Linked DNA regions of Homo sapiens: region 2 is linked to region 1. Evidence: read pairs that join two places in POLR2A ChIA-PET (ENCODE). Cell type or tissue: CD4-positive, alpha-beta T cell. All regions are shown on one strand. Each heading gives the region's core, and the rest is flanking DNA. Links, peaks and the distances in the headings are about the cores only. Region 1 holds the start of KRTAP12-3 (keratin associated protein 12-3). Region 2 has its middle 31 kb from the start of TSPEAR.

What was found. ChIA-PET counts read pairs that join two places held together with the same protein. Peaks named below come from ENCODE experiments on the same cell type or tissue, not always from the same donor. Only the 100,000 strongest peaks of a DNase experiment are listed, where the experiment ranks them.
Region 2: POLR2A ChIA-PET joins it to region 1 with 8 read pairs; 6 of 35 experiments call an interaction of 5 or more read pairs at or near these places.

Annotation. Positions count from the first base shown.
Region 1 is chr21:44,655,391-44,659,907 of GRCh38, reverse strand. The region is part of intron 1 of TSPEAR (thrombospondin type laminin G domain and EAR repeats); the gene reads left to right. It overlaps KRTAP12-3 (keratin associated protein 12-3), which reads right to left and starts at 1,976. Exons shown (of 1, transcript NM_198697.2): 1 at 1,567-1,976. The coding sequence starts at 1,928. The coding sequence ends at 1,638. RefSeq lists enhancers at 1,343-2,314, 3,784-4,284, 4,285-4,517. In CD4-positive, alpha-beta T cell, for the core only: no CTCF peak of the experiment used is centred there; DNase peaks (open chromatin) are centred at 877 and 2,177; H3K4me3 peaks cover 555 bases; H3K27ac peaks cover 2,853 bases.
Region 2 is chr21:44,740,550-44,744,810 of GRCh38, reverse strand. No RefSeq gene overlaps it. Among named protein-coding and RNA genes, the nearest start is that of TSPEAR, 31 kb to the right of the region's middle. In CD4-positive, alpha-beta T cell, for the core only: CTCF peaks have their summits at 1,974 and 2,179 (motif pointing right); a DNase peak (open chromatin) is centred at 2,200.

The DNA of each region.
Region 1 (4,517 bases), core at 219-4,218:
TGTTCATTTATGTTTTTAATGCTTTACTCTTGATCTTTTAATCTATTCATTATAGTTATTGTAAAGTTTATACCTGATAGCTCTAACACCTGTGTGATTTTACTTTCTACTTTCTGTTTTTAGAGATAGTGTCTTGCTCTTTTACCCAGGCTGGAGTGCAGTGGTGCAATCTCAGCTCACTGCAGCCTCGAACCACCAGGCTCAAACGACTCTCCAGCCTCAGCCTCCCAATGTGCTGGGGTTACAGGGGTGAACTGTGCCCAGCCCCTGGGTCACTTTTGAATCCAGTTTTATTGATTTCTTTGTCTCCCAACAATGGCTTGGTTTTTCCTTGCTTTTTTGCATATCTTATAATTTTTTATTGAATATCAGACATCATCAGTTCCTTCTGGAAATGCGTGCGTCTCTTTTCCTGTCAGGCCATTAGTGTGTGGGGGGAGGTGGATGAGTCAATCTGGTCAGACACTGACCGTGGTTTGGGTTTTGTTGTTACTGTGGTTACCTTCAGTGCACCAACCGCTTGTGCTTAGGGTGTATCAGTGCTTGTGCTTAGGGTGTATCAGTGCTTGTGCTTAGGGTGTATCAGTGCTTGTGCTTAGGGTGTATCATCAGTGCTTGTGCTTAGGATGAGGGGTGGGGAGGTCAGCGCTTTTGCTCCACCCTAAGTTTCACACGCCCCTGCATGCCTGACGTTCAGAGGAGATCTCTACACACTTCTGCCTTTCCCCAGAGGCAGGCTGACGTTGCTTATTGAGCTGTGCCTGCTAGGCTGGAGCTGGAGAAAGGAGGGCTCTCTGTTGTCCTGGTCCAGTGTCAGTCTTAGGCAGGCCCTTTGCATGTGGGACTTGGAGAATGAGACTTTCTTCGACTTCCTGCTACCCCTCCCGGGGTAGACGAACTCTGCTCTGTATTTGTGGTGGGTGTTGTTTGAAAGAGTTTCCTGCCCTCTTTGCCACAGTAATCCTTTGAGGTATTGCATGGGATCTGGGGCCCAGGACTATTTCTTGTCCATCCTTCTGGGTAGAGGATTGTTTTCTTCTACCCTCCCCCAACACGCTCCATCTGGAAGCTTCTTCTCTGGTGGTCTTTATACCCGGGTCCCAGGCATCTGGGTAACATAAAAACGCAAGAGTTGTCTTCCTCATGGTGGTTTCCACTGTGTTTCCCAACATCTTATTACCCCACAGTGCAAGGCTTGGGGAGGGAGTCGGGGGACAGAACCTTCAGGCCACTCCCCCAACCAAGGACCCTCCACTTCAGCTCAGCCATCAGGAAGGTGGCTCTCTGAAGAGGTGCTGCTGCCATTGAAGTTGGTATGTACCTTCAAGGAAAGAACTTACGAAATACATGAAGATAAAAGAGAGAGACGAGGTGTATAGGGACAGCCGATTTATTTGGCTCACATGGGTTTTAGTTTCCTGCTGGAGTGAGAGAAGGACTCTGGCAGCCAAGACTTCCTTGAGGGGGTTCCCAGGGTCATGGAAGGTCTGAATCATTTTTCCACGTTCTCACCCCAGAGTTCAGAGGTTTCCTTGGGCATGCTTTTCATCTGCCCTATGTGTGCAATCTGGGGGTCCACCAGATGCTTATTCACGGAGGGATACAGGTGTGTACCCCCGTGTACCAGGAGCAGCTGGTCAGCAGCAGGAAGGGGTGCTGCAGGAGATGGGTCTGCAGAGGGCAGTGGTGCAGGGGGGCTGGCAGCACCCCGAAGATTGGCAAGAGGGAGTCACATATATGATGGGCCTGCAGCTCACGGGCACGCACACGGAGGGCTGGCAGGAGGGAGCCACGCACACAATGCGCGTGCAGCTCACGGGCATGCACACGGAGGACTGGCAGCTCACGGGCACATAGCAGGATGCCTGGCAGGGGCTGTGTATGCAGCAGGTTGGCTGGCAGGCTGGGGAGCAGCTGGTGTGGCACATGGTGGCGTGTGGCTGGGCTGGTACTGGGGAGGAGGATGGTGATGTCTGGAAGCTGCTTCTCTGGTGGTCTTTATACCTGGGTCCTGTCATCTGGGTAACACAAAAACACAACTGTTGTCTTCCTTGTGGTTGTTTCCACTGTGTTTCCCAACATCTTATTTTCCCGCGTGTACTTTCCCGCGTCATGCTCCACCATAAATAGCTTCGGCCTTGAGGTTAGTTTCTTCTGTAAACAGGATGTTCTGGTTTGACGTTATGCAGGTTTTTTGTCAATTTTTTTCAGGCTACTACCGTGCACATAGCACCACTGGCTCGACTCAAAGTACCGAATCCCGTTGTTTCACTTTTGTTTCATGCTATCAAGGAAGATGTTGAGGCAATAATGTATTTTGAGCTTTAATTTTGTAGAGTAAAACTTTAAAGCATAGGTTGGCAAACTATCGTCTGTGAGCCACATTTGGCCCACTGCCTGTTTTTCAAATGAACTCTTATTGGATCACAGCATGTCATTAGTTTATGTGTTGTCTGTGGCTTCTTTTGCACTATAGTGGCACAACTGAATAGTTATGGAAGAGACTGTAACATGCAAAGGCTAAAATATTTGCTGTCTGCCCTTTACAGAAAGTTAGCCAACCCTGCCATAGAGTAATCTATACAAGAAGTTATTTGTTAATGCAACAAATATATATTGTGTACCAGCAGCAACGAGGTCTTGGCCTCAAGAGCATTCTAGCAGTGGGCAATGAATAAATGAGTAAAGGAAGAAATGAATGCATGAAATAATTCCATACAGGGCTGAGTGCTGGGGAAAATGGGTTCAGGAGATAGTAATGGGGGTGCTGGTGGGTGGTCTGGGGGGCGTCTGTGAGGAGACAATGTGGCCATGGAGAGAGTGAGGATGCTGCTTCAGAAACTGGTATGTCCAGGGGAGGCAGGAATCCTGTACTCTGGGTGTTGGGCCATGGGTGCAGGTGAACTGGTCAGATCATGAGGACCCAAGAACCAAGCATCAGAATCCCATGCTGGGGGGGTCTGGGATTTGGGGTTAGGAGTCAGATGGAAAAAGAATCAGTGAACCTGAAGACACACCAGTAGAAATTATCTTGTCTCAAGAAGAGGAGAAAGAATCTAGAAAAATGAAAAGACATATGAGACAGTACTGAACTGTCTAACATACTAGTAGTTTGAACCTTGGAAAGAGAAGAGAGCGATACTGAACCATAAATAAGTTTCAAAAAAATAATGGCCCAAGGCACCAAATATGATTTAAAAAATAACAACTTACAGACCCAAGAATCTCAGAACCTTTAGGAGGATCAACACAAAGAAAACCATATCCAAGCATCAAATAGTAAGAGTAATGAAAATCAAAAAATTATTGAAGACAGTGGAAAAAAAAGACACTTCTCATACAAGGTATAAGGTTCTTGCAAGGATGAGAAAATCCCTCACTTCTCAGCAAAAACAGTGGAGGCCAGAAGACAATGGAACAACTTCTTTAAAATGCTCAAAAAAAATTTGCCAACCCAGAATTCTATACCTATGAAAAAAATCCTTCAAAACATGTTGAGGTAAAAACCTGTTCAGAAGAGCAAAAGCTGGGAGAAATCCTCCCCTGCAGATGTGCACTGCAGGTGACGTGCACGGATGTCCTTTAGGTTGACTAGGACGAGGCCAGGTGGGCCCTGACCTGCAGGAAGGAGTAGGAGGAACAGGGGAAGGTAAAGGAGCAGATAAATATCAAAGACGCATCCTTGTTCTTCTGTAATCGACTCGTAAGACAACCAACTTTTAAAATGGATTACTTGGTGACTAGCTCACAATCACTGTGGCTGCCCCAATTCTCTTGGTTTTTAAGTGTGATTCTGAACTATAGCAGTGAAAGGAGTTGCCTGTGAACTTGTGGCCTCGCCCGGCTTGTCCCTAGGCCTTAAGGTGACTCCCACATGGCCACAGATCGGCTCTGGGTCCATAGACTTCTAAGTTCTGTCCACAGCTCTGAGACCCCACTTGGTCTTCAGCCTTGGAGGGGATTTCATTAATGTGGTGTCTGACTTGTCTGAAGGCTTCTTGGCAGGAATCACCCATATCCACCACCAGCAGGCACAGAAGGACCCACACAGGAGCAGAGGGTGCCCCTGGGAGCTGCCTGGGATGGACAGAGTAGCTCTGCCCTGAGAGATGGCTCATCCCCCACCGTGTGACACCACCGTAGAATAAAGCGCTGTGGCCAATCCATCAAGAGAACAGAGCTGGAGTGTGAGGAGGAGCGTGTCATCCACACTCCTGCCCGCTGCTTCCCAAGTTCAGGGGCATCCTGGAATTTCACACCAGCTCCTCACTTTCCCCCAAGCTGCCTCTGCAGGGGTGAGACTGATCAGACCCACAGCGAGGGAGAGGAACCAGATATGAATAGCTCATGCCCGACTCCGTGATGGGTCCTCCTGGGCTCCGTCTGCAGAGGAGGTGTCCTGTGGCCATTAGTGCTACTCGTGGGAAGTGGGCACTTCTGAGGTGTGGTGTCAGGAAGCCCACTGTGGTCACACGCCTGAGCCATGCTCTGCAGACGCCAACGTGGCTGATGTTTTC
Region 2 (4,261 bases), core at 1-4,000, 85 kb before region 1:
GGTTGAAATTGAGTTTGGGACAAAAATGTGTCTCGAGGAGGTTGCATGGACTCCTTATCATAGGCTGAATGGTAAGGTGAAGCTGCGGAATTGAGTCCTCCTCCAACAAGGGAGAGAAAAGGATGTCCTGTGACATGCCCTGATAACTGGTGGATATAGTTATGCTTGCTAAGGTCTGGGTGCATGGGGCTTGGCTTTGGTTAGCTCCCTTGGTCTTACTTTCACAAAAAGGAAACCTCCAGGTGATGGGCACTATATTTATTCCCATCACCTGGCAGGATTTGCAGGATCATTGCTCAGAATTAAATATGGATCCAGATTTTTACATTACCCATCCCCTTTTGTTCCTTCTGAGCTGCAGTTGGAGATGGCTGGTTGGTTCACAGGAATAAGCAGGGTTAGTCTAAAATGTAGGCAAAACGCAAAAACAACGAATGAGTCTAGAGTTTAATGACAAACGTATGATAAGTTTTGAAACATAATGTCTCTCTCCAGTCCTCATTTTTAAAAACAAATCATGATAGGACTGAGTTGTTTGCAAAACAGACTTTAGTCTTATACTTGGCCTGATTATTTGCATAAAGAGCAGCAAGCATAATTATTTTAACGTGGGCCTTTTAGATTTACATGGGCTTTGATGGAACTCTGTTTCACAAGGAATGTCAGATAGGCCTTTCTAAAGCTGAGATTGTACCCTCAAATACTTGTAAGCTGGGTAAACAACTCTCTTCTTGAGGTCCCAATAGCATGGAGTTCCTGGACCTGTTAGAAAGTGACATGCTTTACTCACCACAGGTTAGGAACCCTGTATGGGGACTGTGTAGACCAGTTATGAGGCCAGTTTTCCCAAGGGTCTTTTGTTGGCTCTGCAAATCGAGCTTGACTCCTTAAAGGTGAGCATACCCTTCTAGTCAAAGCCTTGGTAAAACAACCAGTTTCTCCAATTGTGTCTTGTTGCAAAAGAAAATGGATTCTTATTGCACTGATGCAAACAACTATATTGTCATAAGTTAAGAATACTTACAACTAGTTTCCAAATCCCGGAGAAGCCAGGCAGAGAGAGAGACAAATATGTTCCAAATTGTGTTCACAGTAGTATACCTTACTTAGTTATTAAAGGCCATAAATAGCTCAAAATGTTTCCTTGACTCTAAAAACAAAAGGATCAGCAATTTTCCAAGCAAAAGTAAAAAATATTACTTCAGTTTTCTATTAGTTCAGTCCTTTCAGTTAACTCTTGTTTTACTTGCTATTTGTGAACATTTCAGCTCTTCATGAGTCTGGTACATTTTTCCTTTATTCTAATGTCACAATCTCCAAAATTATTAGAAACCTGCATTTGAGAGCACCTGGTGAAGTTCTGTAGCTGATTATAAACCATCCTTTGAAGAGGATCAAAACAAGACAACAATTGTCTATGAATAACAAAATGTCCAGGGTAGTTACAGTCAGAAACACAACTGACAAATACATTTGGTTATCTCCATAGTTTACAATAACTTAACAACCTTAATTGTGATCGATAGCATATACTCAGACATTAGAATTTTAGAAATCCCATACAACTTTGGAACATATATTAATATTATTCCCTAAAATATAACCTGAGGAATATTAAAGATCATTTTGGTAATCCCATGTACCTAACTGTGTCAGGTAATCCTGTTTACCTCTCTTCTGGGTGCTCCAGGGGCCCTCTGTGGCATCCAAAAGCCAGGGATCAGGAAAGACAATTTTTGAAACAGGAATTTGATTTTGGGAAGCCTGTCAAATATGTTAGAAGTTTAAAGAGTTGATGTTATGAAATAGAATTCCAGATTTCCATAAGTTATTTATTTCACCAAAATGATGACTCAGACATTTTTTTAAGAAGCAAAAACTTTTTATAACCCTTTACAAATTTTGCTAGATAGCAGATTAGTGTCTTAAGAGAACCCTTTTGGGCTTTTATTTCAATGCTCAATTTATGGAAAAGCCATAAACTAAAGTCACGTGAGCTAAAAGGTACCACAGCTTTTATCTTACCTTTAAAAAATATTTGATCCAAGTGCTTATCCTTCCTTAAGTCAATTAATTAGAGCTCTTTTTTAATAGACATCACACACACAACACATATATAACTACACAGGCAGAAGAAGATTCAGTAGCTATAATATTTTTCATAATTGGATTGTTGGCCTCTGGGTGGAGCCCTTTAAGAGCAAGACTAGGAAAACATGCAGTTTCCAGGCTCTCATAAGCAAATATAGCTGGGAGACAAAAACAGATTTTGAGAGGGATCCATCTGCCTCTAATTCCTGGGGCTCCATGAGGAAATCAGAGGTCTCTCATCTTTCATGTGTGCATTAAGAGTGGCAAGGCAAAATGGAGAAAAATAATTCAGTTGACTGAGAAAAAACCTCTTTCCAGCAAAACAAGATCCAAGAAGAGAAAAACAAAGGCCTTTTAAATATACCTGTAACTTGGATATCCACTTTTAATTAAGCTGAGTGCTCTTTAATAAAATCCTTTTAAATCTCATTACCCAGCTTTAGCCATGCCAAGCGGCCAATATTTCTGGCTTTCAAACTTTTCTGAAGGTTCAGAGAAAGGAAAATCCAAGGCAGTTTGTGGAGGGGAAGGGAATCAACAAATGGCAAAGGTCATGTAGATATCAAACCAGAAAGAACTCATTCCCTAAGCCAGGATTGGACCTGGGCCGCCATTGTAAAATGGTGAAGGCTAAACCAAAGCACTGCCATGTCGCTACAGGTCATGCTCCCAAGGACATAAAACAAGATGGAGGCCTGCAGCAAAGTTTGCTACTGACCATACAGAAAGACATGCAGAGCACACCAGATTGGCTGTAGCTTAAGACCAACTCACAAATCTTTCCTTCCTTCCTTCCTTCCTTCCTTCCTTCCTTCCTTCCTTCCTTCCTTCCTTTCTTTCTTTCTGTCTCTCCTCTCTCTCATCTTTCTCTCTCTTCTCTCTTTCCTTCTTTCTTTCCTTCCTTCTTTCCTTCCCTCCCTCCCTCCCTCCTCCTTCCTTCCTTCCTTCCTTCCTTCCTTTCTTTCTGTCTCTCCTCTCTCTCATCTTTCTCTCTCTTCTCTCTTTCCTTCTTTCTTTCCTTCCTTCTTTCCTTCCCTCCCTCCCTCCCCCTTCCTTCCTTCCTTCCTTCCTTCCTTCCTTCCTTCCCTCCTTCCTTCCTTCCTTCCTTCCTTCCTTCCTAGTTTTTTACTCTTGTTGCCCAGGCTGGAGTGCAGTGGCGCAATCTTAGCTCACTGCAACCTCTGCCTTCTGGGTTCAAGTGATTTTCCTACCTCAGCCTCCTGAGTAGCTGGGATTACAGGTGCGCACCACCATGCCCAGCTAATTTTTTGTATTTTTAGTAGAGACAGGATTTCATCATGTTGGCCAGGCTGGTCTTGAACTCCTGACCTTAGGTGATCCACCCACCTCGACCTCCCAAAGTGCAGGGATTACAGATGTGAGCCACTGCAGCTGGCCTACAAATCCTTTTTCATAATTAAAACTTTACAGAGAAAAACAGTGATAGCTAGGGTTCTGGCCTACTAAAGTGCTTTCTAAAAGGGGGAAAAAAACCCTCTCACTTAAAAGTTAACTCCTGACCTGGTGGAGAAAAGAAAAAAAGCTTAAAGTGCAGGGTTGGAAAGATGCCTTGGGAAAGAACCTCTTATTCTTATACAAATAGTTTCCTCCAACAGGGAGAGAAACTTACTGCTGTTTCTTCCCTAGGGCTTGAATGGAGCTGGACTCCTCAGTCATGGAATGAGGAGACACCATGGACATATGGTGGGGAATGCTGGCCAGCCTGCCACATGCAGCCTTTGAGCTATGCACCCCAGCCCCAGCTGGGAGGGGAGGCCAGGCGGGCGGGGAGTTGCCGCTTGCCCATCTGTCCCAAACAATGAAGGAAAATGCCATAGAAAGTCTGGGTCGGACCGAGGCCGACATTCTTGACCCCTGGGAGTGGCAAGGGTGGGGGCCTGTTTCCTTTACCTTCAGAAGAAGTCTGAGGACAAATAGGCTCAAAAACAAAAGGGAAAAAGATGTTTTGGTCCGCATTTACTCACCTTTGCTCGTGTCCCTGTATGGGCCACCAAAATGATGCAGGATTTTTACTCCTTAGCTCAGCTAAAACCTGGGTTCTTGTCCCATTACCAGGAAAAAATTAGGCACGTGGACATGTTGAAAGGTGAGATTTATTAAAAGAAAGCTCTTGGCAAAAATAAAATGAGGTCCTGCCAACAGGGTCGCA